Linked DNA regions of Homo sapiens: regions 2, 3, 4, 5, 6 and 7 are each linked to region 1. Evidence: chromatin contacts called from ENCODE Hi-C or POLR2A ChIA-PET data. All regions are on one chromosome and are shown on one strand. The core of a region is the stretch at or near the end of the contact, and the rest is flanking DNA. Distances in the headings are between cores, read along the strand shown.

Region 1 (4,000 bases), core at 737-3,236:
CTGGCCAAGATGTTGAAACCCCGTCTCTACTAAAAATACAAAAATTAGCCGGGCGTGGTGGCGGGCGCCTGTAATCGCAGCTACTTGGGAGGCTAAGGCAGAGAATTGCTTGAACCCGGGAGGCACAGGTTGCTGTGAGCCAAGACTGCGCCACTGCAATCCAGCCTGGGCAACAGAGCGAGACTCCATCTCAAATAAATAAATAAATAAAATAAAAAATAATAAACTTGCTTTCACTTTGCACTGCGGACTCATCCTGAATTCTTTCTTGCGTGAGATCCAGGAACCCTCTCTTGGGGTCAGGATCCAGACCCCTTTCCTGTAACACAGGCACTTGTCACCAGGCCCGGCTGATTTTTGATTTTTTGTAGAGATGGGGTTTTACCCTGTTGCCCGGTCTAGTTTTGAACTCCTTGGCTCAAGGGATCCTCCCTACTTGGCCTCCCAAAGTGCTGGGATTGGTGGCATGAGCCACTGTGCCTGGCCTTGTCTGATATTTATGACTAGATTGAGGTAATGGATTTTCAATAATTTTGTGGCAATACCACAGAAGTGATGTGCCTTTCTCAATGGATCCTATTAGTAGATACCTAATGTTACTATATTTTATATGTGGTGATGTTAACTTTGATCACTTGTTTAAAGTGGTGCCTGCCAGGATTCTCCACTGTAAACTATTTTTTCCTTTGTAATTACTAAACATTTTATTTTTATTTTTTAATTTCCTTTTGAGAGGGAGTCTCGCCCAGTCGCCCAGGCTGGAGTGCAGTGGCACGATCTTGGCTCACTGCATCTCCTGCCTCCCGGGTTCAAATGATTCTGGTACCTCAGCCTCTGGAGTAGCTGGGATTACAGGCACGCACCACCACACCCGGCTAATTTTATTTTATTTATTTATTTATTTATTTTGAGAAGGAGTCTCACCCTGTCGCCTAGGCTGGAGTGCAATGGCGCGATCTTAGCTCACTGCAACCTCCGCCTCCCAGGTTCAAGCGATTCTCCTGCCTCAGCCACCCCAAGTAGCTGGAATTACAGGCGCCTGCCACCACGCCCGGCTAATTTTTTGTATCTTTAGTATAGACGGGGTTTCACCATGTTGGCCAGGCTGGTCTCGAACTCCTGACCTCAGGTGATCCACCCGCCTCGGCCTCCTAAAGCGCTGGAATTACAGGCGTGAGTCACCGTGCCCGGCCTAATTACTAAACATTTTAGTAGAGATGTTTTGAAACTTTGCATATATCCTGTTTCGGCTTCAAGTTCTGCCTACTAATTTTAGCATTCATCCGTGGATGTTGGGGAAGGCCAACTTTTACTTTCTCAATCTGAGCAAAATTTCACTGTTTTAAGGAGCAAAACGAGCAGAATTATTGGACAGGAAGAATGGTAGGAGAGAGTAGAGACCTAGGCAAGGGCCGCTCCTGTAAAAATTAGGTAAGTGAAAACTAGTAATAATAAGTACACTCGCGGCTGGGCGCAGTGGCTCACGCTTGTAATCCAGCACTTCGGGAGGCCGAGGTGGGCGGATCACGAGGTCAGGAGATGGAGGCCACAGTGAAACCCCATCTCTACTAAAAATATAAAAAAAAATTAGCCGGGCGTGGTGGCGGGCGCCTGTAGTCCCAGCCACCCGGGAGGCTGAGGCAGGAGAATGGTGTGAACCCGGGAGGCGGAGCTTGCAGTGAGCTGAGATCGTGCCACTGCACTCCAGCCTGGGCGACAGAGCGAGACTCCGTCTCAAAAAAAAAAAAAAAAAAAAAAAAAAAAAAAAAAAAAAGTAAGTACACTCGCACTACGAACAGAAGGATATCCCGAGCAGCTCTGAGAGGGCTTTAGCAATCAGGCGCCGGGTCGGCTTCCCGGTTGCCCCGGAGACAGGGTCCTTCCTTGTTCGGCGCCGCCATCTTGTGTCACCAGCCCTTGCCCAATGAACGGCTGCTCAGTGGCGGGAGGGCGGGCTACCGCGCCCGGGCCCTACCCGCCCTGGCGCACTGCTCTTCCCGGTCATGGAGGCGCCAGCCGCCGGCTTGTTTCTGCTCCTGTTGCTTGGGACTTGGGCCCCGGCGCCGGGCAGCGCCTCCTCCGAGGCACCGCCGCTGATCAATGAGGACGTGAAGCGCACAGTGGACCTAAGCAGCCACCTGGCTAAGGTGACGGCCGAGGTGGTCCTGGCGCACCTGGGCGGCGGCTCCACGTCCCGAGCTACCTCTTTCCTGCTGGCTTTGGAGCCTGAGCTCGAGGCCCGGCTGGCGCACCTGGGCGTGCAGGTGAGTGTGGGCGACCCCTCGCCGCCGCTCCCGGGACCCTTCCCGCCTCCCTTCCTGGCGGTCCCCCGACTCCGCCCGCGCCCCTCTAGGCCTCAGGAAATGCGGAGACCCGGGCGGCGGGCGGGGCACAGGGGGTCCGTGGGATTGCCTCGGGGCCCGCGAGGAGTCCTGGGTGGCCAGGGGCCCCGGCGCCTCCGCTGCCCCCGGTGCGCGCCCGCCCTCCTGCCTGGGCCACGTCAGCACCGGCCTGCCCCCGCGCGGGTCGCTGCTCACGTGGGCAGCTGCTGGGATCCGCGGCCGACCAGCCTCGGAGCTTGCCCCTGTTTGGGCCGTTCTCGGCACCGCTCGGGAGACCTCGGGCCGGTAGAACGCACCTCCCTTCCGTAAGGCGAGCGCGGCAGCCCCTCGGCCCGGTGCCAGCGGGCGCCAGACTTCATTTCTCACGGCCCGACGAGGTGGCTCAAGTAGAGGACAAATAAATGAATTAAAGTGAATTTCATTCTCTTAATTCAGTATCTGGTCCGTTGTAGGTGCTTCTTTCTAGACATAGAGAACCATCAGAAATGTAACAGGTTTCGCATTTTTAAGTTGGTAATCACTTGAAATCCCTATGAATGTGATGCATTTTAAGGTTCCTAGTGAACGCTTTCTAAATGTTAAAACTCTTTTTAAAGTTAGTTTTAAAACTCCTGCACGTAATATAAGTTCTCTTATGCTGTACAGAAAAGGAAAGTCCAATTTTCTCCCTTCCCCCTGCTGCTTCTCATTCTTACACCTCGGCAATAAATGGCTGTGTTTGGCTTAAATGTTTCCAGGTATTTCAGTGATCACCAAAGAAAATGTTGGGTTTGGGAGTAAAGGGAATGTACATACACAGAGGTTTGGTTTTTATTACTATTGTTGTTAAACAATTTCATTAAATGATTACCTAATTATTTGTTGAGAGAATAGTCATTATAGTGTCACATTTCTTCTAAGCACACTTCGTTCTCTGACTGAATATGGAGCTATAAAGATGGGTTTATAGAGATTACGTTTCTGAAATGACTCCTATTTTCTTTCATGCGTTGTCCATGATGAAATAAAGTTTTACTCAAAGGCTTGTGGAAAGATAGATCAAAACTTCATGTAAATTTGCCTTGCCATCTTTGAATGTCTTGAATGTTAAATCCCGTTCTTTATAGAAGCCAGTTGTGATTTAATGAGCTTGTTACAGTATAAGTGGACCACAGCAGGAGCTCGGCTATCCTGCCATCATGCCTGCGAGCTAGGTTAATGTACTTATTTTATCTTGTTTTTATTTTTTCTCCCAACTTTATTGAGGTATAATTGGTATACAAAAAACTGCCTATTATTAGTATATTCAAAATACGTATACACTGGTGTAACCATTACCACAATCCGGGTAATAAACATATCTGTCACCTCCAGAAGTTTCCTTTTGTCCTTTAGTTTGTTTGTTTCTGTGGTAAGATACTTTCTTACTGGGACTCTACTGTGTGTCAGATATTATGGTGGGTATTTTAAATATATTCTCATTTAGCCCTCATAGCAACCATTTAAGGTATAAATCCTCATATAGCAGGCAAGGAGGCTGTAGTCTGTCAGGTTAAGTTATTTAGCCCCTTACATGCGGTCTTACAGTGCAGAGTAAGTCAGGGCTCCAGCTTATTCCGTAAGTTGTGTGTTCTCACACTGTATAATGTTGCCTCTTCTGGCTTTTATGGCTGTGAGAT
Region 2 (3,848 bases), core at 640-3,139, 600 kb after region 1:
GCAGACAATTTTTTCAAAACTCCCTTTCTAATCACCAAGTCCTCTCTCCTGGTTACAATCAAATTTAACATCAAAACCCCAAAAGCTCTTTATCCAAGTCCTGTCTCCTCTGCTTCTTAGTAGCCCCTAAATCCATTCTTGCTCAGTACCACAGTTCATCCTCTGATGTGAAAAGCCTCTAAACCAACTCTAGTCCTCTCCTTTTCTTCCAAAGTGACATTCTCATGTCTGGCCCTTGTTATTCATCTCCTAATGTTCCCCACCTACAATTATGTTCTATCAATAGCAACTACATCTAATAACCTCCCATCCAAACATGCTACACTCTTGTCACCAATGCCTTTGCAAACTATATACTCCTTTTATTTGGAATTCCTTTCCGTCCCTTCAAGGAGACTTCTATTTCTCCTTCAAAACCACCATAAGACATCATGTCTCCCAGAGTTAATCCCTTCCTGAGCCACTGCTATACCTTGCACGTATTTCCCTTGTTCCGTCTACCACACTGAGTTACAAGGCCAAGGTCACATAGCTATTAAGGTGCTATGTAAAGGGTGGGACCTAGGCTTGCCTGCCTCCAGAGCCATGCCCCTTCGCTACACTGGAATTGAGGGGGTAAAGCTTTACAAATTCGTCCATTAAAAGCAGCACATGGGCATTTATATGAAACTATTTTACGTAAAAAAATGAAAGTGGATTCCAAGCACCCAAGTGTCCATGTGAATGCTTTAACAACAGTTTGAAAAATAATGTGAGGACACAAACATTTTATTCCCCACTCTCTAACCTAGGAACCTAATGAAACTTTTTTTCGTTGACAGCTGTAGTTACACTGGCAACACTCACTCCACACAATTTCTGATTCAGCACAGCTCTAAATTTAATCTTTCCTTGTTTTAATACACCGTCTGTGAAAAGCAGCAGACTTCACAAAAGAATAGCCTTTATTCCCCCTATTGTGACAGCCTACATAAAAGGTACAAAATCATTTGTAAATACTAAAGTGACAGCCCTTCCCTTTAGCAGCTGGATACAAAGGGCATCTCCTGGGAAAAAAAACCAACCCGTGATCTGCTCCCGTTGGAGGTGAAAAAGGGAGGGTAACTCAATCTGCTATCCTAACTGAGGCCTTATTCATTCATGGCCCGGATCCATTTTTGGGACAGGGCAACCGGAGGCTTTGTTCTCGGAGCAACATCCACCAAAGATGCTCCAAATAAAGCACAGTGATTTCAGTGGAAATTTCCACACAACCAGGTCACCTTTCGACAGCTCTCCGGAATAACAGAGCACAACTACACTCCAAGGGAAGAGAAGGGAGAGTTTCCATTGCCGTGCTGAAGCCATTTTTAATCATACTGTAAACTTCCAGAGTCCAGACAGTTTCCTGAAACCTTCTTTGTTGGCGATTTGGGGTACTTACCTTCCTCTCTGGCTTCTGAATTTCCGGCAGGATGACACAGAAGGGCTTGATGACTTCCAGAAATTTGACTTTGATGGGAGAAACAAAACAGGAAGAGTTGGGACACAGAGAAGTAACCTTCCGCGCTACCCAGGGACGCCTTCTGCCCACGACGAGTGAGAGCAGGGGCCAGGGGAGCCGGCCGCACCCCGGACGCGTGGGGATACTCGAGAAGGGCCGGGGGCACGGGCCGCGTTCTGCAGGGGGCCGGTCAGGGTTGGCCGGCGGGCGCCCGACCGCACGGGTGTGGGGAAGGGGGATCTGTTCCGTCCCGGCCTCAATAGGGCTTCCCTACAGGACTCACTTGCCATGGCGGCGGCTGCTCGGGCTCCGGGTCCCGCTTCAGCTCAGCTCTGCTCCGCGTGAGGCGACGCTGCCCGCGGCCCAGCGCGTTCCACTGCACAGCAGCTCCGCCGAGAGACACGTCAGTGCTAGCCCGGCGGCAAGCGGCGCGGCGCGGCGCGGGGCGGGGCCGGGGCCGGGCCTCGGATCGCTTCCGCTTCCTGCCACGCGCGCCCGCCGGCCGCCGCGCTTCGCCGCGCCGCGCCGCTTCGCCGAGACCTCAAGCCCCGGCATGCAGCGGGGCTCCTGGGGCCTGTCGGGAAGGGGCCTGGCGCGCGGGGCCCGCCGGGACTGGGGGTGTGCGGCTGCGCAGACTTGGTAACGCGAGAGCGCGCGGGGAGGGTGTGTCACGCCTCCCGAGACTGGGGCTGTGCGGCCTCACGGAGAAACTGAGGCAGGCGCGAAGCGTCGAGTGCGCGCGTGGCCCTGCAGGCAGGCGGAGACCCTGGTGGCTCCCATACACGTAACAGCACTCACTGCTCTTTGACGTTAGTGAATAGACCGTAAGCTCCCTGGAGCAGGGACCTTATCCCAGCGTCTACCGCGGCGCCCGTCACCTAGTAGGTCTCCGTCATTACCTGCTGAGTAGGGCGCGGGCTGGTGGGGCTTACCGAGCACCCTCGCTGTCTGAGTCATTAAGCAAACCCGGAGGCTTGTCGTGGGTGTGGGTCCCCTTCCATCTGAGAACGAATGGGATGAGTTTCTGGAGAGACTTGGCCGGAGAAGGGCCGGGGCAGCTCGGGAAGTAGTCTGCCTCACAGAAGAATTCAGGAAGGCCTCCTGGGAGAGTACCTTTGTGCCGAGCCTTGATAGATTCTGGCGAGAAGGAATGAGGGAACAGGTTGAGGAGACTGTTGTGGGCAAAGCATGGCGGTGTGATTGCCTAAGATCGGTGTGGGAAAGGGGGATAACGGGTAGGGCAAGGGATGCTGGGGCTGGGGGTTGGAATTTACTTTCAGGCATCTGTAGTCAGTAGGTATGATGTCATCTAAGAGAAACAGACTTAATGCTGTGAGCATTTAGCAGGGAGGAGGTGGGCACGCCTTGTGGGATCAGGCAAGGTTTCATGGAGCTAAACCTTGACCAGGACAGGTAGAAGTTGAGGGTACATATGTGGCAAGATGCTTTTTTGCTTTTAATTTAGGTGTCAACTATTTGGATTTTTCCATTCTCACCCATTTCTAGCAGATAATCAGGTTTTGTACATTCTTGGCTCAGAAAGTTGGACAGGACAGGAAGTCTTTTTTGGAATACAAACCCACTGGTGGAAAATTCAAAGGACTACTGGGAACAGGCAGGTAACTTCAGTGAAGTGGTCTAGGTGTGACATCACTTGATATCCATCCCCCACCAAAAAGGGGAAAAAGAAGACATTGACTCTTTATTCAGAGTCTGAAATGCAACCCATCTTCACTTCCAGGACCCACTGATGATCTCTTCTGGAGTTTTGGCCTGAAGCTAAAACTGGCAGCCCCTGGACTAAGTTCAGCATATAGACTAGATCCGATATTTAGCCATTATGCACCCTGCACCATATTGATGGTTAAAATGTTGAAATATTTCGAGGGTAAATAGTATAGTAATTACAATAAATATTACAATTAGTTAATAGAAATTTTAATATAAACTCATTGGTTTGTGCTAATAGTTGTAGGATGTCAGTACCATTGATAACAGGCCTCCTGTTGTTTCCACATTATGACACAATCTGGCCTGTGTCACTGCAGGGACTGCAGCCAAGTTACGTGTGTTAAATCACTGATTGCTTTAGGAGAATCACTAGTTTAAAATATTTTTATTGGACTGGGTGCAGTGGCTCACACCAGTAATCCCAGCACTTCGGGAGGCCAAGGCAAGAGGATCACTTGAGCCCAGGAGTGCAAGACCAGCCTGGGCAACATGGCAAAACCCTGTCTCTAGAAAAAAATACAGAAAAAAATTAGCTAGGCATGGTGGCGCATGCCTGTAGTCCCAGCTACTGGAAAGGCTGAGGTGGGAGGATCCCTTGAGCCTGGGAGGTCGAGGCTGCAGTGAGCTGAGATCT
Region 3 (3,848 bases), core at 374-2,873, 530 kb before region 1:
ATTGGTCAAACATGGGAAGCGGAGGTTGCAGTGAGCTGAGACAGCACTCCAGCCTGGGCAACAGAGGGAGACCCTGTCTCAAAAAATAGTAATAAATAAATTTAAAAAGTTCGGCCAGGCGCGGTGGCTCATGCCTGTAATCCCAGTGCTTTGGGAGGACGATCACCACTTTGGGTGGGCGGATCACCTGAGGTCGGGAGTTTGAGACCAGCCTGACCAACATGGAGAAACCCCGCCTATACTAAAAATACAAAATTAGCCGGGCGTGGTGGCGCATGCCTATAATCCCAGCTACTGGGGAGGCTGAGGCAGGAGAATCACTTGAATCCAGGAGGCGGAGGTTGCAGTGAGCTGAGATCGTGCCATTGCACTCCAGCCTGGGCAACGGAGTGAGACTCCGTTCTCAAAAAAAAAAAAAAGTTTAAAATATCATTGGTCTTTAAAGTTATACATTCATTCTTTGATAATTGCTATGTTGAACGCAACCTCCTAACTGCTTTACAATGATTAAGCACTAATGATTTGAACCCAGGTTTAAAGTCTGACTCTCAACACATGTGCTCTGCCTTCTCACGAACATGATTTCAAAAATCATAGCCCCGGGATTTGGGATTGGTGGCTTATGCCTGTAAACCCAGCGACAGAGCAAGACCCTACTCTTAAAAAAAAAAAAAATTAAAGAAAAAAAGAAAAATAAATCATAGTGTTGAACTGGCAGGTTTCACTGAGACGAAACTTGGGACTCTTCCTTTTTTTTTGTTTCGAATAAAGCCATTCTAGAATGAGACAAAATTCTAAAATATTTTATAGTTAACAGTTTAAATTGGGTTTAATCTTGACAAGACTATCTAGGGCTATATACACAAATCTCTTTTGGAGAAAATACCACAACTAAACTGAAGTCTATTCCTGAATATGACAGACCAGGTCAAATGGTTATCCTTGCCCTCCCGGGGGATGTCACTCATAAACGTGCCAAAAGTCACAGTCTAGGCCCCATTACCTTACATGCTCATGACCTTCCCAGGGAGGCCCCTCGCCCTTACCAGGCACTTTCATCTTGGGAAGACACATCAGTCCTGGCGGAGAAAGCAGCAAGGCCTTTCCCCGGCTCACAAAAATTAATACAAATCTCAGAGGCTGCATCCCACAGCCGTGACCACCGTGACTTGGCATCCCCTTTTCTGCAAACTTAAATGTTATCTAGAAATCGGGCCTGGCTCTGAAAGCCAAGGGCCTGGCAGGAGCCCGAGAAAGGGGAGAAACTTTCTGCGGCCCCAAGCTAATGGCAGTCACTGCACCGAGACCCGTCCCCTGGCATCCCTTTGCTCCAGCTGGCCAAGACAGACCACCAAGGTCAGCCAGATTTCCACCCAGTCTGGCCGGGCCCGGACCCAGCTGGGAATGAACCGAGAAGCACCGGGACCCGGATCCCGGCGTGAAAGGCCGCGCGCGGGGCACGGCGGGAAAAGACGCTGCGCGCAGAAACACCCGCCCCGCGCCGCGCTCTAGTGGGCGGCCCTGCCGCGGGCGGCTCTGATTGGACTGCCGAACCCCGCGCGCTGATTGGCCGCGTGGGCGAGGCGGAGGAGAGCCGTGCGCAGCGGCGTATGTGGGGCCGTGTGCAGACCCGCGTGTGGCGCAGGCAAGGACCCTCAAAATAAACAGCCTCTACCTTGCGAGCCGTCTTCCCCAGGCCTGCGTCCGAGTCTCCGCCGCTGCGGGCCCGCTCCGACGCGGAAGGTGAGGGCTGGGGGAGGGGCCCGGCGCTGACGGAGCCGCAGTGCGGGTCGGGTCTGTGGCGGACAGAGAGGGTAGGGAGCGGCGAGGTGGCGATGGCGGCCGCACTTTGGCCTGCGCCTCTGCTGCGTCAGGCGGGAAGCTCGGCTGCTGCCGCCGCCTCGGACCCGGGTTTCTGGCGCACCGCTGTCGGACGACACTTCTGTCCTTTCTTCGTCCTGGAAAGCTGGGTCGCCGAGCATGCGGGTCTTTCGGCGCCACGGCCGCACCCCAGGCCGCAGGCTTAGGGCAGAGGAGGCCCGCCCGTGCGCCCTTGGGGCCGAGGCCCTGACGCTTCGAGGGTCGCGGAATGAGGGACCGAGGGTGGATTTGGCGGGAACTCACTGGAAGGAGTCCGTGTGGTGGGGAAAGGCTCCCGGCTGCGGATGAAGGGGGGATGGGGTGGGTATAGTCGTGCAGGCCATGTGCTGGGGTCGTGCGCCTGGCGGGCCATGTGCCAAGGGTTTTGGGGGCCTTAGAAAAGGGTTCTTAGGCCGGGCGCGGTGGCTCACGCCTGTAATCCCAGCACTTTGAGAGTCCCAGGCGGGCGGATCACGAGGTCAGGAGTTCGAGACCAGCCTGACCAATATGGTGAAAGTTGGTCTGTACTAAAAATAAAAAATTAGCCGGGCATGGTGGCGGGCGCATGTAGTCCCAGCAGCTCGGGAGGCTGGACAGGAGAATCGCGTGAACCCCGGAGGCCGAGGTTGTGGTGAGCCGAGATCGCGCCACTACACTCCAGCATGGGCAACAGAGAGAGACTCCGTCTTAAAAAAACAAACAAACAAACAAACAAACAACAACAAAGGGTTCCTGAAGAAGCCTTTGTGTTTGGAGTGGCGAGACTGCTGGAAGACTTGGGAGCTTTTAGAGTTTATACTCCCTATCCTTGATAGTTTTCCGATTCTTGAATTTTTATCGTCATTTAAATACTAAGTTGCTTGTGTTACATTACCATTCCAAAAGGGGCTGATGGGGCTCACATTCCAAGAGTTAACACTATTTAAGTTGCTGGGATCCTTTAAAAGCGCCATTACCAGAAAAAACACGAATTTGTCAAACCTCCAAAACCACAGCAGCGGGCGGTAGTCTGCATCATTTCTTGGATTAATGAAACAGATGTAATTACAAACGAGACACGAAATTCAACTAGCTCCCCTCCATCTAGATTTTTCCATATCGTGAGAACCTGTTTTAGAATGGCATAATGGTCCACATTTGGGTTTAGGTGTTGATTTTATTATGGGTAAGGCTTGTGCTTGTTCCCACATGTTAACCATATGGCCTCAGCCACAGGGCACTTCCAAAGGAAGTGACTGTTTCTGGTCTTGGGGGTCTTGTAAAAAGAGAACATTGCTCAGTAATCGTCTGTGATTTTAGCTAGTGTGTTTCAGGCATTATTCAGAAGGACTCAGGTGAGATAAGCCAAAACTGAATTTGTTTTTTGTCTTTCTCAAAGTGAAGGAGGTCTAATGAATATCCCCATCTTGCTTTTAAATTACATTTTTAAAAGTAGATTTTTCCCCCTTTCCTATTGTTTGACCCAATTTTGGAGTGAAACGTAACCAGTTACTATTTCCATTCGAATTTAAATTAGCAATTTTATGTTATTTGTTTGTTCAAGCAGTATAACTGGAGTGTAGAGCTTTGAGGGTTTCAAAAAGATAAGAGATATAGTACTTATCTCCTGGGCTTCCCCCTCCCCCCTCCTAAATAGTTTTAAATGCTTCTAATGAGTTACTCTGGTTAAGGATAATCAAACACCTGTAAACTGCCAGGATCCTAGGTACATGCTGTTTTTAGTTTGTTGAGCCTGATTCTTGTCTACAAGAGTTCTTTGTGTATTGGAATATAAAAGGAATAATTTATTACATTCCCAAGGGCAGAATTAAAGACTTAAGTTTTTCCGATTTCATCTCTTGATAAGTTTTTCTTTAAAAAAATAACAGTTTGTGTTTTTCTGAGGAACCAAAGGTCCTCTTTTTTTTCATATTGGTAACAGGAGAGGTAATGTATTTCAGATGGTGCAGTCTGTAAAATATTTTGAACCAAATCAGTGGAAGACCAGG
Region 4 (4,026 bases), core at 254-2,753, 630 kb before region 1:
GGTCTCCCTATGTTGCCCAGGCTGGTCTCCAACTCCTAGGCTCAAGTGATCCTCCCACCTCGGCTTCCCAAAGTGCTGGGGTTACAGGCATGAGCCATGGCACCTGGCCTTAAATTTTTTTATTATATTTTTAAGATACTCCAATGACCCTGATGATCAGTGAAAGCTGCTATTTTAAAACACAAAGCTCATATAAATTTGGCATATATTAAGGCTAGTATGCCATGTATAGCAAAGGCATTTAAATTGAGCCTGAAAAATACGTCTTTATCAGTGTTAGAAGCCACTGATAAAACTTCTTTCATGAGGCCAAGAGAGGTTCTCAACTGGAAGTCAGAATATATCAGTAAAGGCTGGTTTTTAATGTCATCCCAAGAGGCTGAGCACACACCAAACCAAATAGGAGATGACCATCACGAGGCTGGGCGAGGGGCTAGCATAGTGCAATGCTGGTTACCTTCTCAAAGTGCAGTCGAGACAGAAGCACTGGGCTGTTGGATTGAGGACTCTTGTTGTAAGAGGGGCAGTACTTATCAGGGTCCCTCCACTCCGGGAGCCGCTGCTGGCCCCGCCGATCCTGGTAGGCGCAAGCTCTCGTGAGAACATCTCTAGGTAAGTGACAGGATGTTCGCCCACACATTCTTCAACACCGCCCCTCGCAACCTTTAAATTACAAAACGTAAGGAAAAGGCTTACGTATCTCAAATATTAGGTCTTATTCCTTGAGTCCCCGCCTTCTCTTTCCGTTCCCACAGGGCCGTGCCCCTCCGTGACCACCGTCTAAAGTCTTCCCCAAAAAGTCCCACAAAGACAAGGATGTGCCCGTTTGCTTCGCTCCCTGAGCCCACTGCCCAGCTCCGTGCAGGGCACTGAGGCAAGTCCCGAGAGGAGCTCTGCAAATGCCTGCCTGAGCGCAGGAAGAGCCGCAGCGGAGGGGGCTTCACAGTCCAGCGAAGCAGGGCAAGCGCAGCTAGCTGGGGTCGCCTCCTCCGGGTGACTTGGTGCCCCCAACTCCCCGTCCTTCCCCCCAGTCCCCGCTGGGGTCAGCGACCCACGCCGGCCAGCAACCGGTCACCTCGAGGGCGGCCACTGGACGGCCCGGGGCCGGGGTGCAGAATCCCCGCCTCCCGCCCGCTAGTCCGCAGCGTCCCCGGGCCCGACCTGCGAACCTGTGGGCCGCGGATCCCGCTCCGGACTCTGCTCCCCGGAGCGGGGGCCGGTGCTCGGGGAGCAGGTGGCCCCCAGCCACCGGCCGCGATCCCTCGCCCCTCCCCGCGTCGCCTCCGCTCCGCTCCGGCCCTCAGACTCCGCCGCCCCGCGTCGCCTCACTTCGGCCCAGGCCGCCCTCTCCGCGTCGCCTCGCGTCCGCTCGGGCCTCTGCTCCCCTCTGTCAGCTCGCGTCGCTTCCTTTCCCCTCCCCTCCCCTCGCCATACCCCGACCGCCCGCGTCGCCTCCCCTCCCCTCACCTCGCCCCGGCAGCGCGCGTCACCTCCCTCGACTCTCCTCACCCCCGCTCCGCTCCGCTTTGGCCACCCGCGTCACCGCCCCTCACGTCAGCCCCGCCTCAGCCCGCGCTCCCGGCGCCAGGCCCCGCCCCCAAGGGCCCTTGGTTCCCGCGGTGCCCTCGGGCCCCGGAGGCGGCGTCTTCTCCCCTCCGGTTTGGGATGAATTTTCTCCCGTTTCCCCAGGAGACAGTGACTGCCTTGGGAGACATATCGATCCCAAGCTTCTCGGGACTCCACTTTCCTCCATATTGGCCGTTCCCTGGCGGGGTTAACCTTCCTCCCCGCCCCCAGCGTGTTTCAGGGCTGGCAGGGAAGGTTCCCGCCGCGCTGAGTCTAGGGCACAGGGTCATGGAAGGCGGGAAACCAGGAAACTCCACTCCTTACTTCACAGTCCTGCCAGCTGCCTCACAGTGCGAGGCAAAAATGGAGGAACACTGAAGAAATGAAAGTCAGAAGAACTTCCAGGAATCGCGCACTTCGCCCTCAAACATTGGTGGGCACTAGAATAAGCCTTTCCTGCCCCAGCCCCTCAGCTGAATCTCTAAGGGTGAGGCCCAGATTTTTAAAACAGCCCTTTCGGGTGTACTTTGGCCTCAAAGTTGGTAAAATAGCCTGGCTTGAGTTTAAAAGCCTGCTCCCCTTGGGACCTAAACCGGAGATTCTTCATCTGCAACCAACAGAGAATGCTCTAGAGGGCTGTTCGCCTATGCTGATTCGCTGAACTGAACAGGGAGCAGAAACCCCAGGGCACACTCCATGTAAGACCAGATGCTGGAACGATCAGACACAGGACCCAAGCCCTTTGGAGCCTCCATTTATCGACTATCAAAGGAGGATGCGTTGTGAAGAAGCACGAACGGGAGGGAGTGTGAACTCTGCCTGTTAGCTGATTCACTCAACCACCCTCTACCGCTCCCACCCCTGGGCTTGGTGCTGGGACAGCGATGACGGGGAGAGGGTCCTGCCTCACAGGACTACAACAGCCAAAGGGCTGTGGGTGCAAGGGGGACAGGGCAGGTGTTCTGCCTCTTTAGGGGAGGCCTTGAAGGGGAAGGTGGAGCCCTGAAGCATGAGTCTGCAGAAGTAGCAATCATTCAATAAATACATGCTGATTTATTACAGGGATAAGATGGTTTCTTGGGGGATAGATTCAAGAGGAGTTGAGAATGTTTTATTCATTTACAATGTCCCTTTCCTGGAAGGGTGGACAGCAAGATTTAGGACAAGCTAAAATCATCCCCTATTTAAAAAAAAAAAAAAAAAAAGTCACCAGCAAGTAGTCCCGGGTGGGAGGTGGGAGCAGAATAAAAAAAAATCTGCAATGATTCCTAATTGTTTTTCAATACAGAAGCTTGGGAAGGGGTTTCTGCCAGTTTCATGAGGAAGGCACAACTTCCAGGTAGTGTTGGGGAAGGGTATGAGGTCCTATGCAGGCTGGCCTCTTATCCCACAGATGCCAAGATGATGTCTACTGGCAGCTCCTCCAAACTTCTGGCTGTCACCTGCATTGTCACTGTGTCCAAAAGCAGCAGCCGGGAGCGCACCAGGATGTCATGACCACCCCGGAACACACCTAGAAGGGAAGAGAGAAGTACAGATATATACAGCAGAAGGGACTGTACAGGGCAGGCTAAGGATGGCATTTGCAGCAACCCATGAAGGCAGCTCTGGTGTAGTGAAACGGGCAGGAGAGCTGGGCTGAAATCCCTGAGTGAGGGATTTCACTGTGAAAGTCACTGTCTCTCAGCCAGGCGCGGTGGCTCACGCTTGTAATTCCAGCACTTTGGGAGGCTGAGGTGGGCAGATCATGAGGTCAGGAATTCGAGACCAGCCTGGCCAACACAGTGAAACCCCATCTCTACTAAAAATACGAAAATTAGCTGGGCATGGTGGTGGACGCCTGTAATCCCAGCTACTCGGGAGGCTGAAGCAGGAGAATCGCTTGAACCCGGGAGGCGGAGGTTGCAGCGAGCAGAGATTGTGCCACTGCATGCCAGCCTGGGTGACAGAGCTAGACTCCGTCTCAAAAAAAAAAAAAAAAAAGAAAGTCACTGTCTCTCAGGACTTCAGTATCCTCAACTACAAAGTGGCAGGGATGATAATACCATATTTCAGGCTTCTGCTAAGTTCAAATGAACTGATGGACATAAAAGGCTTATATCTCATGTCACAGAGGCTCTTGCACGTTGACTGAATCTGAGAGCACAAATGAAGGGGACAGCCCCACCACGAGAAAACCACAGGGCAGGTGTCTGCAAGACCCAGGGGACTAGGTTGTTTCAATGTGGCTACAAACTGTCAGCTGTAGGCAGGGTACTGAAGCAGAGCCTCCTTTCAACCCTGTTTATAAACACTCAGCCAAAAAAAATCATCCCATTTCCTTTTGTTAACTGTTTTAGGTATGATAATTGTATTGTCCTTTAAAAAAGGGAAGGGGTCATTCTCTCTTAGAGAAACATACAGATACAGGATTTACATATAAAATGCTATTTCTGGAGTTTGCTAGTAAATAATCTGGGA
Region 5 (3,821 bases), core at 706-3,205, 530 kb after region 1:
CTGTCTCTAGTGCTGATGAACCACATGCCCTAGTAACAACCTCAGCCTTCCAAGGCCTGGCCTCTGTTCTTTTAGGCCCTGAAAATGCCAAAAGATTCCATTCACTGATGGAAATCATTACCAAGTCCTATAAAAGCCAACGTGTAAAATACATGCAGCAAAACTGATGAATTCAAGTGTATGTGTTTGTGTGTGGTCTAGAACCTTAATTGAATTCATGAGAAGCCTTAATTGTGAGCTGTGTTGTAGGCTGTGTGCCAGGCACTTAGGTTAAAATGGTAAACAATCAAATGTGGTCTACACCCTCAAAAGGCCTGCAGTTTACTGGGAGAGAAAAACATTGACCCAGTAATTATGCAAATCATTAGAAACCTAGATTCAAAAGAAAAGAAAAAAGTATATAGAAACCTAGATTCAAATGTTAGAATCAAGATGTACAAGGAGGTGTGAGAGGCCGGGCGCGGTGGCTCACGCTTGTAATCCCAGCACTTTGGGAGGCCGAGGCGGGCGGATCACGAGGTCAGGAGATTGAGACCATTCTGGCTAACACGGTGAAACCCCGTCTCTACTAAAAATACAAAAAAATTAGCCGGGCGTGATGGTGGGCGCCTGTAGTCCCAGCTACTCGGGAGGCTGAGGCAGGAGAATGGCGTGAACCCGGGAGGCGGAGCTTGCAGTGAGCCGAGATTGCGCCACTGCACTCCCGCCTGGGCCACAAAGCAAGACTCCGTCTCAAAAAAAAAAAAAAAAAAAAAAAAAAAGGCGGTGTGAGACTGTGGAACTACTGTAATTGGATTTGATTTCAGGTCTGTCTCAATTCTAACATAAACTCTCCTGCACTCTGGGCAAGTCCTTCCCTTCCTCTGGATGTTAGTATCCTCTTCTGTAAAAATGGTGTCATACCATTTGCTTCTGAGGAAATCTCTCCTATTTGTTGGAATTCAGCCAAGGCAACATCACCTTCATGATGCCTTCCCTGGCTCTCCAGGCTGTTCCGGGGGCTTCTGCTCTGGTCTTCTCGCCACCTGGGTGTACCTGTCTCAGCACATCTCACGTTGCAAGTTTTCTAAGCAAGAAGTAAACGCATCAAGACTTTTATCCCTGTATCCCCAGTGCATTGTGGTGTCTGGCTCGTGTTTGTTGAACGGATGGATGGATGGATGGCAAGTACAATTGTGGTGCAGGTTGTGCTAATATCATTATGAAACCTGAAGGGACAATTTGCTGGCTGATTGTCTCAGCTGGAGTCATGGGACGTGATGAGCATTATTATATAGGTTTTGAAGCCTGAAGATTTCTAGTTCTGATTATTTGTGATGCTTTCTTGGGCGGATGGGCCTCTTTCCGCTTGTTTGTAGCTGCATGCGTAATTACACTACCTTACAGGGCTGTGGAATTTTGAAAACTGCAAAATGTTATTTACAGTCAACTGAACTCAGCAGGAACCTTATCTCTCGGTGGAGGATGGAGGATAGAAGCAGGGGAAGACAATTCCACGGAAACGGTGGTGGGTTGAGCTGGGCCTTTCCAGGGAGATGCAAAGGTATGGGAGTCAGAAAACATTGGTTAGTAACCAATCCCAGTTTAAGCTCTGAACCTCAGTTCTTCTGTTTCCAAAACGGAAATAATAACTTGAGATTTGCGTAAGAGTATGACGTTCAAATGTGCTAATGGATAGGACGGAAGGATTAGGAGTGGTACCCGGGGGCCACTGCCTCGTGCAACGCCCCAGCCCTAGATCAAATCCGGGGCGTGGTCCCACTGTGCTCCCGACCCCAGCCTCGGCAGGAAGCGCCGGCTACGGGGGAAGCCAACCCGGAGACACAGACGGAAGTGGGTGACCGGAGCTCTAGCAGCAGCCGCGATGGGCGCAGCCGTGAGCCTATGGAGAGCGGAGGTGTTCCCGCTTCCACCAATGGAAAGCCGGTCTAGGCGGGCCTTTGCAAATTGCCCTAGTAACGGCCGCATGGTAACTCAGGCGCCGGGCGCACTGTCCTAGCTGCTGGTTTTCCACGCTGGTTTTAGCTCCCGGCGTCTGCAAAATGAAGATTGAGGAGGTGAAGAGCACTACGAAGACGCAGCGCATCGCCTCCCACAGCCACGTGAAAGGGCTGGGGCTGGACGAGAGCGGCTTGGCCAAGCAGGCGGCCTCAGGGCTTGTGGGCCAGGAGAACGCGCGAGAGGTGTGGCCAGTGGACCAGGGAGTTGGGGGCTGCAAGCAGGGCTGCTGCGGCGAGAGAGCTGCTGAAGTCGGTGGCTCGGGGCGGGATGCGCGCGCCAGGGGTCTCCCGCCATTATTTCCTCAGGGAAGTGAAAATGGGCCAGGGGCTCGGGGAGGGGCGCCGCCCTGGAGCTGGGTGAGGGGCCGCCCCAGGATACCTAGTGACGATCCACTGGGGGCAGTTGACGGTTTGCCAACTCATGGACAAGTGCTGATATAAACCCACACAACCCCGTCCCCTTAATTCGTACCAGGCTCTATTCGCGACACTGGGATACAGCGGGAATTAAGATAGGAGCTTACATTTTAGTGTAGTGAGAGACGATAAACGTGTACACCAATAAATAAAAATAATTATCTTATCTTGGTGGGGTTAGTTACTGCAGGGCTTTGTCGGCCACGGTCAGGAAATTGGATTTTATTGTGAATGCAGTGGCAGGCTATGGGACGGTTTAAAGTAGGGAATTGACTAAACTTTAAAAGCTCATTTTGGTTCCCAGGATCCGGGAACTGAGGGAGAGAAGTGGGAATTATGGAGAAGAGCAATCTGGTTTATCCACCCCTCCAAGCATCCTTTTTGACCATTCCAATTAAATCTCCTTTTTCTAAGTGCTGGTGATGCCAAGTACTTTCACATACATATTATTTTTTGGCAGGTGAAAATATTGAGTTGGGGAGAGGGCACTTCACGTATATGCTTGACACTCGTTTTAGTAACGGTAAACCTGGGGTTTGCACCCACGTGTATTTCTGACTCCCAAATCAGTGCTCTATGATGATACAGCCACCCTCTCTGCCTGCTGTTCTCTAAGGTCACAGCCATGCCCCTTGGCCTTTGGAGAGCCTTAGCTTCTACAAAAATCTTCACTTAATATAAAGTTAAGCTACTGCCTCTTAGCCTGATTTTTCTAAATGGAAAGGCCTCAAAGAAAAGCCTCAGGTTTCCATTTTGAGCATCATCTTTCCAAAAAGGAAGTGTTTGACCCTGGCTTACTAAGCAGCTAGTACTGCAAGTAGCTAACATTGGTTGAGTGCTTTCCATGTGCCAAGCACTGTGCTAAGTAGCTATATGTCCACTGCCTTGTCATATCCAACGTATTAGTTGTCCCTTCCCCGCTTTAGTATGACAGTTTTCAGACACAAAAAAAGTTGAAAGACTTGTAAATACTTGTGTGCCTAAATTCTATAATTAACATTTTACTGTGCTGCTTTATCATATATCTTTTCATCTGTCCCTCTCCCAATCCACTTTTACATTTCAAGGTGAATTGCAGGCATCACTACACTTTACCCCTACACCCTTTAACCTGTGTGCCATTGACTAGTATGAACTCTGTTCAAGTGAGGAAATTCTGGTTCATAGAGGTCAAATAAGTAGGTCCAAGGTTACTCATCTGGTAAGTGCGAGAGCCAGTATTTTAACTCAAGTCTATGTATTTAAACCCAGAGTGCATGCTCTATGCCTAAGTGCATGCTCTATGCCTAAGAGTGATGCTGTATGCCTAAGACCCACCTCAGCTACCAGGTTCTTGTGTGACTCTGGTCACATCAGTAACCTCCCTGAAAAATGAGAGTTAGACTAGGTGATCTTTTAAAGACC
Region 6 (4,211 bases), core at 122-2,621, 600 kb before region 1:
ACTCCAGCCTGAGCGACAGAGCAAGACTCTGTCTCAGAAAAAAAAAAAAAAAAAAAAAAAAAAAGAAGTAAGCATAACTAACTCTCTCCAGAAACAAAGTTTTCCTGTCTTCCAGAAAACTTCCAGGCACAAGTTTTCTCCCGTGTTGCTCTTTAAAACAACACTTTGAATGTGTTGGTATTTCAGTTGCATTGGTGGTGAATATTTATGATGGAAGCTAGAGGGGAGCAAATGTCACTTGCCTCCTGGAGTACCGCACTCTTCTCAAGGTGCTGGAATGGGTTGGAGCCTCCACCTACGGTCAAGGACAATGGAGAAGGTAGGTTGTGACTCTGAACTTCAAAACTCTCCCAGACATAGGTAAAGGGAAGATGTCCCTTCCTAGGAAATCTAGTAAAGTTCAAACTCCTCAGGAATGGCAATCAAGCCTCTACAATCTGTCTAGGGATCCTACTAGTCTCCTGCAAGCAGGTGGGCTCCACTCTACCCCAAACCACTCACAATCTCCCAGCAGCCCTGGTACAGTCCTGTGCTTCTCATGGTGCCATGTCTTGTGTTCATTTATATAACTTGTAATTAACTAAGTCCCTATGTGCCAGGGACCACCATCTCGTTGTAACTAGTTCCTTCATAGCAGATGACACATTTGCAAATAATTACACGTGTGATTATCTGGTTGATGTCTGCCTCCTCCATCGTGGGTGCAACCATTCTAATATTCCTAGCTCAGGCACTGAGTGTCCCACTTGCTCTGTTGCAGTATCCAGGACACCGTACAGTACCTGGCATACAGTAACTGCTCAATATACTTTGCTGAATAAATGAATGATGGGGTCAGAGTTCCCAGTCACAGGACGCTGGCTCCGCAGGTTACACCCCAGTTTGGCCAGCACCAACGTAGCCCCAGCGAATCCCAAGAGGTTGGACGAAGAAAGTAACAAGAGAACATTCGGCATGGTCCCCTCCTTTGACAGATGGGTAAATTGAGGCCTGGGGGGGGGGGTGTTTGTCGCGCCCAAGGTCACCCAGAAAATTGCAGTCCGAGCTTACAAGAGTGAGACAGCCGCGCATGCTCGGGCTCTCCGAGGCCTGCCACTGACTAGCTGTGGACCCTGGCACAAGCCCCTGCCCCTCACTGGGCCTCAGCCTCCGGGTCAGGACAGAGAACCAGAAGGAAAGCTCGGCGGGTGGGGGTCCGGCCTCCCTCAGACCCAGGCCTGGCCCCCTCACCTGACTCCTCATCCTTCTTGTCGAATTTCTTCAACATAGTGGAGTCGGTGGGGCGCAATGCAGCAACGCAATGCTCGACGGGCGCGGCACGGAGTAGCGGTGCCACAGTGGTTCTACAGGGACCACTTCCGGGCCCCGACTGGCCACGTCGCCCAGCGCTCTGCGCAGGCGCATTCCGCGCTCTGCGCCTGCGCTCTTTCCGGTAGCCACAGCCTCGTCTAATGTTAACCTTAGCTCCGCCGGAGCGGGAGTGGGGAAAGCCAGACGGAGGGGCAAGGGCTAGGTGCAGGGGGGTACTGACTAGCATCCCAACTCTGCTCCCTACGCTTCTTTCCGTATACCAAGGGAGGAGGAGGAGCCCCTGCCTCGTTGCGTTGTGGCGTGAGTCTTTGTGGCTTTCGGGTGTGAGGTTGGTGGCACACACTGGCCCGCAGTAAACACCCAATTGATGTGACCGGTCTATGACTGTTATTGCCACCTTCCGAAGGAGCCTTGCCAGCCACTCACTCCTCGCTTTCAGATTCTTTCCCCTGCCTGATTTCCTCCTCAGCTCGAATCGCCATCTAACACTTTATTTTTACTTTCTGGCTTTTATTTGTTTATTTATTTCTCGTTCTGCTGCCCAGGCTGTGGTGCAGTTGTGCGATCCTGGCTCACTGCAGCCTACAGTTCCTGGGCTCAAGCGATCCTCCCACCTCAGCCTCCCGAGTAGAGCTGGGCGCACCACCCCCGACTAATTTTTTAATTTTTGTAGAGACGAGGTCTCACTATGATGTTGCCCAGTCTGGTCTTGAACTCGTGGCCTCAAGCGATCCTCCTTTCTCGACCTTCCAAAGTGCTGGGATTACAGCGGTGAGCCACTGCACCCGGCCACTTTCTTGCTCTTTTGTTTTTTTTTTTGTTATTTGCTTGTTTGTTTGTCTTTTATTCACTGCAGTGGATAATGTTGGCACATAGTAGTTGCTCAGTGAGTTCTCGTTGAATGAATGCGTGCAATTGCATTTTTAATTTATATCTGCCGGGCCCTATCTCGTCTGCTCCTGATGCAAATTGCCTTGTACATTATCAACCTTAAGAGATCTAACTAAACAGCATAGAACTTCTACGTTATTTTGTAAATACTTTGGATATTTATGGAGTGCCAACTAGATGCGCTGCCTACGCGGGGAGGTGGGGGGAAGGGCGTGGGAAGGAACGGAAAGGGGAAAATGACACATCACCCAGGGTTTATCTTCCTGGGGACCTATGCAGGACACCCTGAGGCTAAGGTAAGCACAGTGCATGCCAGTGAGCCAGATTGCATTGGCAATGGCAAAGTCGTGATGGCCAAGCGCTGCGACACGGCCCCAGCTTGCCTGGGGAGGGGAAGCCCGCAGGCCTGTGGGCAGGAGAAGGAGTGGGCTGTGGAGAGGAGAGGCAGGAGGCTGAGGCAGAGGCCCCAGGTGAAAAGGGTGACCGCAAAGCTGGAGGAAGGGAGATGTCAGAGGGGCCAGCCCTTAGGGTCTGGCTTTGCAGAGGCTAGGGCCAAGGACAACAGATCTTGTGACATGCAAAATTGTCAAGAGTCAGAAAGATGTTCAAAATGTCTGATCGGTAACCCCACCCCTAATCAGGAGGAAATTGTTCAAAAGAAGAAAATGAGGCCGGGCGCAGTGTCTCAAGCCTGTAATCCCAGCACTTTGGAAGGCTGAGGCAGGTGGATCACCTGAGGTCAGGAGTTTGAGAGCAGCCTGACCAACATGGTGAAACCCCATCTCTACTAAATACAAAAAAAAAAAAAATTAGCCTGGCGTGGTGGTGCATACCTGTAATCCCAGCTACTCGGGAGGCTGAGGCAGGAGAATCGTTTGAACCTGGGAGGCGGAGGCTGCAGTGAGCTGAGATCACGCCGTTGCACTCCAGCCTGGAGTCTGGGCAACAAAAGCGAAACTGTCTCAAAAAAAAGAAAAAAGAAAATGAAGTTGCCTGCTGCAGCAGTTTGCAGCAAAATAATTGTAAACACCCTAAATGTCTATCAATAAAGGGATGATTAAGGAAGTTATGGTACATCTGAGGACTAAACTGATTTTTATCTTGTCTCAGCTACTCCAGGAGTCTGAGATGGGAGGATTGCTTAAGCCTGGGAGGTCAAGGCTGCAGTGAGCCATGATCATGCCTCTGTACTTCCAGCGTGGGCAACAGAGCAAGACCCTGTCTCAAAAAATACATAGGGGTGGCCAGGCGAGGTGGCTCACGCCTCCAGCACTTGGGAGGCTGAGGAGGGTGAATCACCTGAGGTCAAGAGTTTGAGACCAACCTGACCAACATGGTGAAACCCCGTCTCTACTAAAAATATAAAAATTCACTGGGCATGGTGGCAGATGCCTGTAATCCCAGCTACTCGGGAGGCTGAGGCAGGAGAATTGCTCAGGAGGTGGAGGTTGCCCTGAGCCAAGATCGTGCCATTGCACTCCAGCCTGGGTGACGGGCGAGACTCTGTCTCAAAAAAAAAAAGTGTATATACATATATATATATATACACACACACACACACACACACACACATGCATATATAAATAGGTGTACAATTCAGTGGGTTTTAGTATATTAAAAAAAGTTTATGTACCTGTCCGCACTAATTGGAGAACATTTTCATCATCCCAAAAAGAAAGCTATTCATTAGCAGTCACTTTCCATTTGCCCATCTGCCCAGCCCCTGGCAACCACTAATCTACTTTCTGTCTATAGATTTGCATGTTCTGGATATTTCATATAAACAGAATCATATGCTATGTAGTCTTTTGTGTGTTTTGCTTCTTTCATTTAGCATGTTTTCAAGACATGTTATAGCATGAATCAGTACTTCATTCCTTTTGTAGCTGGATAATATTCCATTTTATGGATTTACTATATTTTGTTTGTTAATCAGTTGATGGACATTTGGCTTGTTTCCAGTCTAGCTCTTGTGAACAAAGCTGTGAATGCTGTGAACATTAATGTAC
Region 7 (4,311 bases), core at 148-2,647, 670 kb before region 1:
GCGTGTGTGTGTGTGAAAGGGGTGAGCTGGAGAAGAGGGGAGGTGCTGCTAGCCCTCACCCAGAGAAGCCTGCTTGGGCCCAAGGCCACAAATGCACCAACCCACCCCCTTTTCAGGGCCTTTTACTCTGTCCACCTGTAAATGTTCCTGTCTCTCACTCTGGGAACCCCAATTCGCCAGCGTCCTGTCCCCCCTCACCCCTCCATCGCTTTTCTATGCTGGGCCTCTGGAGACTGTCTCCTGCCTGCAACCCTGCCACCCCCCAGCCCCAGCCCCACTCCTGTGCCCTACATCACCTACCCCCAAAGGGATCCCCTCTCCTACCCGAGCATCTTACCCTGGCCTCAGCTTCCCCAAGTGGAGGCTGCAACGGCTTCAACAAAAACTGTCCTGTGCCTTCTCTGCACCCCCAATACTGGAATCAGCAGAGATCGGGCCGCCAGCCTTGCACAAGCCCCCCCGGGGAGGGTGGGGCCCGGGACCCTCTCCAGGACATGGTCTCCTTTGCTGTGTTCCCGCCATCATTTCCCTGTGCACGGGAGAGGGGGAGGGGTGCACCCAGGAACTAAGAGCGAATCCCTTCCCCATCCTCTCACAGGAATTCCTCTGGGTGTCACAGCCTCACCCCCGCCCACCCTGTCCCACCCTGGAGCCCCCATTTGGCTTTGGGGGGACCGGCGGCAGCTACTTGTGGATTACAAAATGAGGCCCTGGGAACATCAGCGGCAACAGGGTGGGGGGAGCGGCGAGGCAGTGTCCCTAGAGAGGTCCTGCCGTAGTCCTCCATTCCCCGGGTTGTGCCTAGGCTCCCAGAGGCACAACCAGAACCCGGGGTGCAGCTGGAGAGTGCCTCCCATCCGCCATCCCCTTTGGATGGGGCGGAAAACCCCCGAGGATGTCCTAGCGCAGTTCACGTTGCCCCAGCCGACCACGTGAGGGCGCGCCCTGTGTTAGTTTGGACAAATTAAAGCTCCTCTTGCGGGCAGGCCTGGAGCCCCCCGGGCCGGGACAAGGCTCGGGTGCCCGTGGCGTTCTCTGGGTTGCCGGCCGCCAAGCTCCCGGCCGTGGGGCCTCCTCTGGGGCCCGCGCTATTGGCCTCCAAACGAGGTGCCCCCCTCCTCTCGCGCTCCCGCAGCCTAGGGTGCACCTCTCCGTTCGCCTTTGCTGAGCCCTTCCAGGACGCAAGTCGCCTCTCCACTGCGCCGGGAGCTCAGGCCCTGTCCGGGGCGCCCCGCTGCGGGCGCGGCGGCGCTGGAGAGGCGCGGTCCGAGAAGCCAGCGGCCGGAGAAGGGGCTCCAAGAAGCACAAGTTGGCGCTGGCCCCGGACCAGGCTGTTGTTGTTCTCAACGTGGTCCGCCATGAAGCTATAAAAAGCCGAGAGAAGCGCCCTCCCGCCAGAGCGCAGCGCGCACGCCCAGCGAGTTCCAGAGGCGCCAGTGGAAGCTGCGGCGGCGGTGTCTCGCGTTCGGCGGGATTTCTCTTCGCTCCGGCTCGGCCTAGGTCTACGTCCCCAGCTCCAGCCGCCGGCTCGGACTCGGTCTCTGACCCCCAACTCGGTCCCCTAGTCCGGCCCCGGCTCCGGGCCCCCCAACCCTCGCTCCGGCCCGGCCCGGCCCCCACCCCAGCCCTGCCGCCCGGCCCCAGGCCCGGCCGCGGCCGCTCCCGCCTGGAGCCGCCGCGCGCCCCCAGCCCCCCTGCACCCCCTCGGCCCCTCGCCTTCCTCTTCCCGGCGCGGCCCCCCGGCTTCCGCGCGCCGCCCGCCACCAATCCTCTTGCTACCATGTCCGTGGAGCTCGAGGAGGCCCTGCCAGTGACGACCGCCGAGGGAATGGCCAAGAAGGTGACCAAGGCTGGCGGCTCGGCGGCGTTGTCCCCATCTAAGAAGAGGAAGAATAGCAAGAAGAAGAACCAGCCGGGCAAGTACAGCCAGCTGGTGGTGGAGACCATCCGTAGGCTGGGCGAGCGCAACGGCTCGTCGCTGGCCAAGATCTACACCGAGGCCAAGAAGGTTCCGTGGTTCGACCAGCAGAATGGGCGCACCTACCTCAAGTACTCGATCAAGGCGCTGGTGCAGAACGACACGCTTCTGCAGGTGAAGGGCACCGGCGCCAACGGTTCCTTCAAGCTCAACCGCAAGAAGCTGGAGGGCGGCGGGGAGCGGCGCGGAGCCCCGGCGGCCGCCACCGCCCCGGCCCCCACCGCGCACAAAGCGAAGAAGGCAGCCCCGGGCGCGGCCGGCTCCCGGCGCGCGGACAAGAAGCCCGCCAGGGGCCAGAAGCCGGAGCAGCGCTCGCACAAGAAGGGCGCTGGCGCCAAGAAGGACAAAGGCGGCAAGGCCAAGAAGACGGCGGCCGCCGGGGGCAAGAAGGTGAAGAAGGCGGCCAAGCCCAGCGTCCCCAAAGTGCCCAAGGGCCGCAAGTGAGCGTGTCGGCCGGTCAGAGCGGCCGGCGTGGGCTTTTCGGTGTTTTTGTTTTTCTACCCCAAGTGACGTAGATTTTGTACGGCTCACGCCGGCCGGGGCCGCGAGGCCTGGTCTGAGCCTCAGGGAGGGGCCCCGGGTCCTCTCAGTCTTTCCCCTCCCCCAACGATGTAGCGTTTTTCGTTGTTTGCTTTAGGTTTTTGAAACAGCCCCGGCGACGCCTCTATTGGCTCTCGGCCTTGGCAACGGCCGTCGTCATGGTTACTGGCCCCTAGGCGCCGATGGCCGAGGCCGCGCCTGCCCACCGGGCGGGGTCGCTGGTTGGCCGGGCCCAGGCGCGCGGGGACGCGGAGGCCGCGCATCCTTTCCCAGCTCCCCACCCTCCTTGCCTTTGGGTGCGCGACAAACAATCGCTCCGGGCTCAGGGCTGCGCGGCTCTTCCCTTCATTCCATGGGCCTTTTTTTGGGCACAATAAAGCGTTTAAACCTTTCAGCCTCTCTCGTTTAATCTGAGTGGAATAGGGATGGGCGCCTTCGGCACGCGGGGTTGGATGGCGGGCCCCTCGGGTCCTTATACCCCAGATCTGTTGGCCAGGGTAGGCCTGGAGCCAGGGGCCTTCAGCAAGGGGTGGGAATTGCTGGCTTGGGACGAACTTAAAGTACCTGGGACAGGGAGATAGACAGGATCGGTCCCTTAGGAGGGATGGATCTATCTGCCCCCACAGGGGGTCCATCGGCCATTGCGGGGAGCGGGATGGGGGAGGGGAGAGGAGGGGGGATTAATGGGTTTTCAGAGTTAATGGTCAGGGACCTAAACTTGGCCTCCAGAGAGGTAGTTCTTACAAAGTCACACCAGACTGGCCTGTAAACTTAGTCATTCTGACTCCAGCGAGGGTTAGAGTGAGATGTGACCAGGACGAAGTGTGGTGGCCAGAGAGTGGAGTTCCTGACCACAATCCAACGTGTGGTCTCAGAAGGGTATTTGCTGTCTCTGAGCCTATTGGTTAAGCTAGAGTGCAAACGGGACCCAAAGGATTGCTGGGAAAATTAGTAGGAGCAGAAGGATCTCCAGCCCTGGGACATTCTGGTATCCAGCATGTGGGATAGTTGTCTGTCCAGTTGGGCAATAGGTCAAGGTCTATTCTAACAGATGTCCCTAAAAATGGACAACTGCAAAACAGGCCCCCAAGGGCAGTGGAAACAGGGAAGCTTCTGAAACAGTGGATATATACTCATACCAGCGTGAGTGACTGGAGTTAGGTGAGAATGCAGGAGAGCTCGTTTTACCCTCTGTGTAAGAAATTGCAGAAACTACAGGTGGAGGCAGGACCTCCTGGCCATAGACTGGAGAGGAGGGAGCATTGCTGGAGAGGAGCCCAGGCCTGCTGCTACCCCTGATCTGGGCCTGGCAGACCTCTCTGCCGCCTGGGTGAGTTGCCACTCCATTCCCTCTGCAAATCTTCATAACCCATTGTGGCTTCCTCCCTGCTGCTTCCTGCCTCACTGAACTGCAGAGCCAGGTGCCAGTGGGAGTCCTACCTGCCCTGTCCTGGGCCAAGCTCTGAGGACACAGCAGTAGACAAAACCAGTCCAGGTGCCTGCCCTGCCCAAGCTCCCTGGCTAGTGTGGAGATGGTGAATGATGAGGGCAGAGGTACTATCATCAGGACACACATGGCTGTGGCTGTTTGGGGTCTGGGGGCCTGTGGGCACCTAGGAGGCAGGTAGGCCTAGGCTGGCAGCTCCACACCTGCTGCCAGATCATGTCCCAGTTGTCCAAATCTGAATCTCTGGGGCTAGGCCTGGGAATCAGCCTTCTGACCAGATCCCCAGGTGGTTCTGGGGTTCAGAGAGGGCTGAGGAGGGCTGCAGCAGGGGCCATGGGCACCAAGG

Evidence for each region. Hi-C counts contacts between places; a loop is a spot of excess contacts on that map. ChIA-PET counts read pairs that join two places held with the same protein, here RNA polymerase II (POLR2A). Pooled maps may share reads with other maps.
Region 2: a loop to region 1 is called in a map of CD4-positive, alpha-beta memory T cell, with 8 times the contacts of the local background. The contact joins the promoter of SEC61A1 here to the promoter of RPN1 in region 1. A Hi-C loop is called at or near these places in 1 of 168 maps with a recorded cell type or tissue (CD4-positive, alpha-beta memory T cell), 2 of 37 single-sample maps with no recorded cell type and 11 of 50 pooled maps. POLR2A ChIA-PET finds 5 or more read pairs at or near these places in 1 of 52 experiments (A549).
Region 3: a map of CD8-positive, alpha-beta T cell shows a loop between it and region 1 (7-fold over the local background). The contact joins the promoter of CNBP here to the promoter of RPN1 in region 1. A Hi-C loop is called at or near these places in 5 of 168 maps with a recorded cell type or tissue (CD8-positive, alpha-beta T cell, GM12878 and naive thymus-derived CD4-positive, alpha-beta T cell), 4 of 37 single-sample maps with no recorded cell type and 12 of 50 pooled maps. POLR2A ChIA-PET finds 5 or more read pairs at or near these places in 5 of 52 experiments (BJ, WTC11, activated CD4-positive, alpha-beta T cell and 1 more).
Region 4: a loop to region 1 is called in a map of naive thymus-derived CD4-positive, alpha-beta T cell, with 4 times the contacts of the local background. The contact joins the promoter of HMCES here to the promoter of RPN1 in region 1. A Hi-C loop is called at or near these places in 2 of 168 maps with a recorded cell type or tissue (B cell and naive thymus-derived CD4-positive, alpha-beta T cell), 1 of 37 single-sample maps with no recorded cell type and 11 of 50 pooled maps. POLR2A ChIA-PET finds 5 or more read pairs at or near these places in 2 of 52 experiments (activated B cell and activated CD4-positive, alpha-beta T cell).
Region 5: a loop to region 1 is called in a pooled map, with 10 times the contacts of the local background. The contact joins the promoter of RUVBL1 here to the promoter of RPN1 in region 1. A Hi-C loop is called at or near these places in 9 of 50 pooled maps. POLR2A ChIA-PET finds 5 or more read pairs at or near these places in 3 of 52 experiments (A673, B cell and MCF 10A).
Region 6: a map with no recorded cell type shows a loop between it and region 1 (22-fold over the local background). The contact joins the promoter of COPG1 here to the promoter of RPN1 in region 1. A Hi-C loop is called at or near these places in 1 of 37 single-sample maps with no recorded cell type and 8 of 50 pooled maps. POLR2A ChIA-PET finds 5 or more read pairs at or near these places in 1 of 52 experiments (activated T-cell).
Region 7: a map of CD8-positive, alpha-beta T cell shows a loop between it and region 1 (8-fold over the local background). The contact joins the promoter of H1-10 here to the promoter of RPN1 in region 1. A Hi-C loop is called at or near these places in 2 of 168 maps with a recorded cell type or tissue (CD8-positive, alpha-beta T cell and naive thymus-derived CD4-positive, alpha-beta T cell) and 5 of 50 pooled maps. POLR2A ChIA-PET finds 5 or more read pairs at or near these places in 7 of 52 experiments (CD4-positive, alpha-beta T cell, activated T-cell, activated naive CD4-positive, alpha-beta T cell and 3 more).

Annotation. Positions count from the first base shown.
Region 1 is chr3:128,648,804-128,652,803 of GRCh38, reverse strand. It overlaps RPN1 (ribophorin I), which reads left to right and starts at 1,986. Exons shown (of 10, transcript NM_002950.4): 1 at 1,986-2,264. The coding sequence starts at 2,004. RefSeq lists enhancers at 1,513-1,592, 1,753-2,022, 2,693-2,762 and a silencer at 2,273-2,542.
Region 2 is chr3:128,050,478-128,054,325 of GRCh38, reverse strand. It overlaps SEC61A1 (SEC61 translocon subunit alpha 1), which reads right to left and starts at 1,889. Exons shown (of 12, transcript NM_013336.4): 1 at 1,767-1,889; 2 at 1,424-1,491. The coding sequence starts at 1,773. LOC102723759 (a long non-coding RNA gene) reads left to right here and starts at 2,151. Exons shown (of 4, transcript XR_007096073.1): 1 at 2,151-2,364. RefSeq lists a silencer at 1,576-2,215 and a cis regulatory region at 1,708-2,324.
Region 3 is chr3:129,181,671-129,185,518 of GRCh38, reverse strand. CNBP (CCHC-type zinc finger nucleic acid binding protein) reads left to right here and starts at 1,623. Exons shown (of 5, transcript NM_003418.5): 1 at 1,623-1,743. LOC105374101 (a long non-coding RNA gene) reads right to left here and starts at 1,445. Exons shown (of 2, transcript XR_924469.3): 1 at 1,047-1,445. RefSeq lists an enhancer at 1,200-1,289.
Region 4 is chr3:129,276,347-129,280,372 of GRCh38, reverse strand. It overlaps HMCES (5-hydroxymethylcytosine binding, ES cell specific), which reads right to left and starts at 1,503. Exons shown (of 7, transcript NM_020187.3): 1 at 1,468-1,503; 2 at 458-663. The coding sequence starts at 640. COPG1 (coat protein complex I subunit gamma 1) reads right to left here. Exons shown (of 24, transcript NM_016128.4): 24 at 2,600-3,079. The coding sequence ends at 2,949. RefSeq lists an enhancer at 349-478 and silencers at 899-1,288, 1,299-1,648.
Region 5 is chr3:128,121,946-128,125,766 of GRCh38, reverse strand. It overlaps RUVBL1 (RuvB like AAA ATPase 1), which reads left to right and starts at 1,955. Exons shown (of 11, transcript NM_003707.3): 1 at 1,955-2,183. The coding sequence starts at 2,043. RefSeq lists a silencer at 1,904-1,963 and an enhancer at 2,154-2,203.
Region 6 is chr3:129,246,766-129,250,976 of GRCh38, reverse strand. It overlaps COPG1 (coat protein complex I subunit gamma 1), which reads right to left and starts at 1,371. Exons shown (of 24, transcript NM_016128.4): 1 at 1,231-1,371; 2 at 243-295. The coding sequence starts at 1,267.
Region 7 is chr3:129,313,372-129,317,682 of GRCh38, reverse strand. H1-10 (H1.10 linker histone) reads left to right here and starts at 1,397. Exons shown (of 1, transcript NM_006026.4): 1 at 1,397-2,912. The coding sequence starts at 1,781. The coding sequence ends at 2,422. It overlaps H1-10-AS1 (H1-10 antisense RNA 1), which reads right to left and starts at 1,412. Exons shown (of 5, transcript NR_026991.1): 1 at 338-1,412. RefSeq lists silencers at 919-1,258, 2,059-2,188, 2,569-2,858.